Regions from separate parts of the Homo sapiens genome. Here region 1 is linked to region 2. A link is a contact called in ENCODE Hi-C data. All regions are on one chromosome and are shown on one strand. Each heading gives the region's core, a stretch centred on a gene start or an enhancer-like site at or near the end of the contact. The rest is flanking DNA. Distances are from core to core; before and after follow the strand shown. Region 1 overlaps APBB1IP (amyloid beta precursor protein binding family B member 1 interacting protein). Region 2 has its middle 18 kb from the start of C10orf67.

Evidence for each region. A loop is a pair of places that touch in the nucleus more often than their neighbours do. Pooled maps may share reads with other maps.
Region 1: a loop to region 2 is called in a map with no recorded cell type, with 7 times the contacts of the local background. The contact joins two enhancer-like sites. A Hi-C loop is called at or near these places in 2 of 37 single-sample maps with no recorded cell type and 5 of 50 pooled maps.

What each region holds. Positions count from the first base shown.
Region 1 is chr10:26,485,776-26,489,321 of GRCh38, forward strand. All of the region lies in intron 2 of APBB1IP (amyloid beta precursor protein binding family B member 1 interacting protein), which reads left to right. Among named protein-coding and RNA genes, the nearest start is that of APBB1IP, 49 kb to the left of the region's middle. RefSeq lists an enhancer at 1,448-1,497. Within about 2 kb of position 1,341, at least 13 of the 41 ENCODE cell types and tissues checked have a DNase peak (open chromatin) inside an H3K27ac peak, as active enhancers do.
Region 2 is chr10:23,360,891-23,364,482 of GRCh38, forward strand. No RefSeq gene overlaps it. Among named protein-coding and RNA genes, the nearest start is that of C10orf67, 18 kb to the left of the region's middle. Within about 2 kb of position 2,146, at least 3 of the 41 ENCODE cell types and tissues checked have a DNase peak (open chromatin) inside an H3K27ac peak, as active enhancers do.

The sequences.
Region 1 (3,546 bases), core at 91-2,590, 3.1 Mb after region 2:
TGCTGGGAATGAAGATACCATTAAAGTGTTAGCATGACAGCTGGATTTTGAATGATCAGTAGGATTTTATGAAGGAGATATGCACAGAGGAGGATATTATTTAAAGGGAATAGCATATACAAAGACAAAAAGAGTTCTAAAAAGCCTGTTCAGAAAACATCAAGGGTCCTGAGGCCAGGCCTGGTGGCTCAAGCCTGTAATCCCAGCATTTTGGGAGGTGGAGGTGCGAGGATCACTTGAGCCCAGGAGTTTGAGACCTGCCTGGGCAACATAGCAAGACCCTGTCTCTGCTAAAAATAAAATAAAATAATGTAAAAAAATATAAATAAATTAAAAAATAAAAGGCCCCGAATGGGACAAATTAGGAAGGACTTTGAAAGACACGCTGAGTGCCTGAACGCTCTCCACTTCATCATAAGCAGCCAGGGAAGATTTTTAAACAGGAGAGTGACACATTCACATTTGTATTTGCAATTTGCAGCAACGGTGGTGGTGAATATTGATGGGGAGTCTGGAAGGCTGGAGGCTGGGTGAGCTGGTGAGGTGTCAACTGTGGCTTGATAGAGAGAATGAAGGCAAGGAGAAGCCTTCTACAGGAAAAGCCAACAGATTCCTCGACCGACTAGATGGAAAAATGGGAGGAGTAAGGGACTATGCCAAGGGTTCTAAGTCAGACTGATATGTGACTAATGGCCTTTTACCAAGTTAAGGCGCATGGGAAGAGAATGCATGAAGGGGAGTAGTGAGTCGGAGCTACTTAGAGGGAAATGCCTGGGGGATGTTGAGCTGGCTGTGTTTAGGCAAGCTACTCTGACCGATGCAATAAAGGCCGCCCTCATCCAGGTCCAAAATTCCAGATTCCATGGCTGGAATTGCTGATCTTCACGGCATCCCAAACTGCATGCAAACTGAGTTAAATGTGTGAGATTAACTCTGCCGTCGATATAAACATATGTCCTGTAAACCATATGCATCACAGTACTTAGGATAAATGTTTAAAAGACATAGTTTTGAAATGTATCCAGGTGGAAAAGAGAAACGATTTAAGGATTGAAAAACTGAAGCCTAGAAATATTAAGCATTAGGGAAAATTTCCTTGTCGTTCAAGGAATCTAAGGGAAAGTTTTAGCCTGGACAAGCGGCTTCAACCACCTCACCCCTCATCTATCCAATAATAACAATAATAATCACAAAATCTAGCTGATTTTGTAGTATTTCCATTTCTTTTTCATCAACAACTTGTGGTTCTTCCCAAGACATAAAATGAACTCAGAAGTGACATACTCACAAAAAGATTCTAACTCCACCCAGTCACGATGTGAGCATGGCTTGTTTGCAATGCATTGCTTCACTGTGATAACTCCACCCCAGCTCTTTCTGGCTGCTAACCCAAATAAGACTTTTAGCTGTCAGGGCTGGGTGTTTTTTTTTTTTTCCTCTCTCTCTCTCTCTCTCTTTTAATCTTTATTTTGACCTTTGGAAAATACCACACGTACATATAGGCACAGCCCTATTTTCTTACGCTTGTGTGTGTGTACACTGTATACATGTGTATAACTCTTGTCTGTCCATTTCAATAATAAGGTTTTCTTGCAGGGAGGTCAATTATGTAATATGACTGAATTTACAGATTAATAATTTTTGTTAACAAACTGCCCTGAAGTCAAATGTCTTTTTATCTTCACCGTGGGTGCAACTGTGATCCATTCACAAGCAAGTTTACTTATGACTGTACGTTTCAGCACAATTTTGATGTTGGCTCCACTTAATAACTCAGTAACAGACTCTGGGGGAAAGGAATGAAAGGGCAGGGGAAAGGGCAGGGGGAAAGATTTTCACCAGATGAATGCAGGGAGAGGTCACGAGAACGCGCTGTTGTTTTGAGTTATTTCCATCTTAGGTGGATGATTCACTGTGGCACGTCATTAACCTGTTATATAGCAGTGGTGTGCACAGCCTGAGAAACGAAGGCCTTTGGGTTCAGTGGGTTTTTCTGACTCATCGATGTCACATTTCCAGACTTTATTTTAGTGCTTTTCCAAATTTAAGGGTTCAGGAGAATGAATCAATGGCAAGATTCTTGTTACTCAAATTATATTTGATTCCTATAAGCTTATTGTAATGCTAGTTGGCAGTTTTGAGGTCAGCAAACAAATCTATATTTATTCTTATAAAATGGATTACTCTCATAAAAAAATCTGAAATGTGTTAACACCAATAATTACTCTTAATAATAATTCATCTGAAGGATTCCTTTATTTTCTCACACTATTGTACTCAGATAGAAAGCAATTCACATGAGCAGTTCTGGAATTTTATTGTTTTTTCCATTAATTTCCCCTTATTAAAATAATAACTTAAAAACCCATGACAAGATTTTTAATACCATATTAGTTGTTTTGGGAGACAATTTGTGAAACCATGGAGATAATATCTACTTAAATACTTTCTGCCATTTTGTAGGAATTTTTTTTTTTTTTGAGAGAGTCTCGCTGTGTCACCCAGGCTGGACTTTGGTGGCACCATCATAGTTCACTGCAGCCTCGACCTCCTGGGCTCAAGCCATCATCCCGTCTCAGCCTCCCAAGTATGTGGGACTACATGCACGTGCCCCCACACCTGGCTAATTTTTTAATTTTTTGTACAGAAGTTTCTCTATGTTGCCCAGGCTGGTTTCAAACTCCTGGCCTCAAGCAATCCTCTCCCCTCGGCCTCCCAAAGTGCTGGGATAACAGGCGTGAGTCACCATGCCCAGCCTTGTAGGAAATTTAAAGAAAGGAGGATATGATTCAGATACTTTGTAAGCAACTGTGTGGGGATAAAACCCCATGGAAATGACTCCTCATGCTGACTTCCCTCATGAACCAGGGGCAGGGCCCACCTGCAGCCATCTTCCTCTCTTCTAGGTGCCATAAACACTTTTTTAATCCCAACAATACACACAAAATAGGACAAGGATCTTCCATCATCCGTCACTGATGCTGTGTTTGATTCCTCTCTGACTTTCCCTGCACACATAGACCTAGACCTTCGGTGTTTTTCTCACCTGTTGCTTCTATACCTGGGTGCTCACCTGCCTGCTTTGTGTGGTCTGACCCTTAGCATTCACTGAGTGGCTTCCTTGGATTCAAACACACACCTCCTTGTCCCATGTGTATGTACACCTGATTCTTTGGGATGCGTCTGCCACTAAGAAATGTGCTAGTTCAATGGAATCTAGACCTCTCTTAACTAAAGACCCCTTCTTGTACCCTCTCAATGCCTCCTGGCCAACACAGTTTTACAACTTCCCATGCTCCTGCAAGACACCTCCTACACTGGACGCCAGATAGGGCAGTAGAGAAAATTAATACATCACATAGCAATTCAAGCATCTGTCCTCCAAAATAAAACATGCAAAACTTAAACCTTGAAATGATGGTGGAATATGCTCAGTGACCTCTAGCTCAGGGTAGTTTTTGTGTTTCTCAAGAGGGAGTGACTAGAAGGACGGCAAAAGAAAAGTCACTGCAGGGAGCAGAACATTCAGATGGAAAATGTTCTCAG
Region 2 (3,592 bases), core at 896-3,395:
TAATGCACCAGTTCTGAGACTGCTACCCTTAGAAAGGCTTGCTTGCAAGGTTGGCCCTTGGCTGGCACCAGGAAACCTGGATTTGGGAAGGGCTCCTGCCGTTCCCTATCTGAGAAGTGGTGCTCAATATGCTTAAACTGTGCAATCAGTGTGGTTCCTGCTGAACACCTGCTTTCCCTCCTGGAGTCTGGAATTTCTGTACTGCTAGAAAGTGGGTCCCTAGGTGACAAGCTCTCAATAAAAATCTTGAACATTGAGTCACTAATGAGACTGGTACTGGTAGACAACACTTCATAGGTGTTGTCATAATTTGCTGCTGTAGGAATTAACTACATCCTGGTAACTTCCAAGAGGACTCTTGGAAGCTTGTGTCTGGTTTCCTCCTGACTTTGCCCCATGCATTTTGCTGATTTTGTTTTGCATGCTTTTGCTGGAATGGATCACAGCTGTGAGTATGACTGTTTTCTGAGTCTTGTGAATCCTTCTAGAAAGTCATCAATTCTAGAGATGGTCTTGGGGGCCCCTGACACATCTCTTGGTTTTTTCTTTTTGTGTTCCTCTCCACAGACTCTGCCCTCCTACTAATCTGGTTCATTCCAAAACTCCTTGCGCATGCCTGGCCCTGTAGCTCACACAACCTCCCTGCCTAAAGTGACCCAGCTCTCTCAGACCCAAAGGCTCCCTTCTTTCAAAGCTTTTATCGAGTCCTACCTCCTCCACTGCTATGGTTTGAAAGTTTGTCCCCTCCAAAAGTCATGTTAAAACGTAAATCCCATTATTGAGAGGTGGGGCCTTTTAGAGATGATTGGGTCATAAAGGCTCTGGTCATAAAAATGGATTAATAGATTAGAGGGTTCATGAATTAATAGGTTATCAGAGGAGAGGCACTAGTGGCTTTATAAGAAGAAGAAGGGGGAATTGAGCAAGCACGCTCAGCCTCCTCATCATTTGATGTCCTGCATCTCCCTGGGGCTCTGCAGGAAGTCCCCCTGCCACAAGCATGAAGGTCCTCACCAGATGCAGTCCCTCAACCTTGAACTTCCCAGTCTTCACAACTGTAAGAAATAAATTAATAAATTCCTTTTCTTTATAAATTACCCAGTTTCAAGTATTCCGTTATAAGCAACAGACAAGGGACTAAGACATCCACATCTTTCAGAATGGGCCAGCCTTGGGGGAGGCTTCCTCCTCTGAACATCTTTTTATACTCTGTTCCATTCAGTTGGCATTTTATGTGCACTGTTCATCTGCCTTCCTAGTTCAACTGTTAAGTCCTCCAGAGAGGAGAACAATATTTTTCTTCTTTAATTTCCCTGTGTAGTGTCCCCTGTTCATAGTAATTGCCCTGGGGACATATAAAGGCCCTAAATGGGTTTCAGCTCTGTCTGACCAGTTCTGTTTTCACTAATTCAAGTATCTCACTCTCTGACCATGCTTTCTCAACCTCTAGTTTGTGGTTCATCTTCTCCTGCCCACTCCAGGGTCCCTGCCTTTTGATCCGCCAGATCCTCCAGTAAGGAGCAGGATAACTCCTCTGCTCCCTCCCAGGCCCTCTACCATATCCTTTCTTCACTTCCTCCATCATCAGCTTACATCATTTCAATATTAGCTGCCAATTTGGTAGCTCACTTGACTCTCCTCATGGTGTATGCAGCTGGCTAAACTATAACTTGCTTTCTCTGTTTACACCTGGGCATCTTGGTACAGCAAGGGAAGTCAAACCACAAGACCTATTGATTTTACCATAAATTGTGATCTCCAACCTCAGATGGCCCTAGTACCAGGCAAGGTCCCATCAGGAAACAGATGACACACTTAGAAAGGGTAACTGAGGAAGGCTTAAGAAAGGGAAGGCTGGGCATTGTGACTCATGCCTGTAATCCCAGGACTTTGAGAGGCTGAAGTGGGAAGGATCATTTGAGGCCAGGAGTTTGAGAACAGCCTGGGCAACATAGTGAGACCCAGTCTCTATTAAAAAAAAAAAAGAAAAAAGAAAGAAGAAAAGGAAGATTTACAAAGGTGTGGGTGGGGATAAGGAGACCCAGCAAGCTTCCACCTTTCATCCTGCAGGGGGAAGGGGGGACATTACCAGAACTTAGCAGCCTAGCAGGTAGCTGGGGCTACGGTCTTCAGTTCAGTAAAGGAATGCAGCAACTGACAAACAGGAAACTATTACCCCAACCTGTCTCTCTGCTCAGCCCAACTATTCTGCAGGCACCTCCGGATGACCAAACTCAAGAACCCAACAGAGCTGGGAGGGAGCTTGAATGAAGAAGTGCATAAAAAAATCAGCTCTTGAACCACAGCAGGATGGAGAAGAATGAAAACTTGGGTTGGAGACCAGAGAATATCCAGCACAGGCACTCAAGACTAGCCTGATTTATTCCCTAGCTCACTCTTAGAATTCTACTTTTTTAATATTTTTTTTATTTTTAGACAGGCTCTTGCTCTGTCGCTTAGGCTAGAGTACAATGTCGTGATCTCGGCTTACTGTAGCCTTGACATCCTGGGCTCAAACAATCGATCCTCCTGCCTCAGCTTCCTGAGTAGCTAGGACTATAGCCCACTATCACACCTGGTTAATTTTTTTTTTTTGGTAGTACAGATGGGATCTCACTATGTTACCCAGGCTTGTCTCAAACTCCTGGGCTTAAGCAATCCTCCTGTCTTGACCTCCCAAAGTGCTAGGATTATAGGTGTGAGCCACCACGCCCAGCCACAGCAATTTCAGACTCTCTTATACTTGCCTCTTTGATCTCACTCTGCAACCTTTCGCTGTCGTCCTATGATCTCACATCCTACCTCACAAAGAAAATGAAACCATTAGAGAAAAACCCCTTCAACTTCATATCCATAAAACCACTCATTCACTGTAAGAGTTAGAATTAAGTTTGGCTGTGAATAATAGACGCTCAAATAATCACGGTCTAAACAGGATGGAAGTTCATTTCTTTTTTAGGCAGCAATTGGCAATCCAAGGCTGGTGAGGTGGCTGTGCTCTACCAAGACCTCAAGACCCAGGTTCCTTGCGTCTTGCCAGTCCTCTGTGTTTTGTGGTCACCTCATTGCCTAAATGATTGCTCCAGTTCCAGCCATCATGTCTGTGTTACAGCCAAAGGGAGGGCGGAAGAGATGAAAAGTAGCCAAGAGAACAGCCGTCTTTCAGGGGGCTCCCAGAAGTAGCTACAAACCACTTCTACTTCATTTGTAGAACTTAGTCTCCTGGCTACCCCTACCTGCAAGGGGGTAAATGTCGTTGTTTATTCTGGTTGGCCATGTGATAAGTTAAAAATCAAGATCCTAGCCCATGGTGGTCCTAGCTACTCGGGAGCCTGAGGCGGGGGGATTGCTTGAGCCCAGGAGTTTGAGGCTGCACTGAGCTGTGCACCACTGCACTCCAGCCTGGACAACAGAGCAAGATCCTCTTTCATAAAACAACATAAAACAACAACAACAACAACAAAAAATAATCAGGATCCTAATACCATAGAAAAGGAGAATGAATGGGAGGAGGAGGCAACTATCACTCTTTGACACACTCACCTTTATCCTTACCCCAGTATTCCCCTCTCAGTCTGCCCTTCCCTGTAAG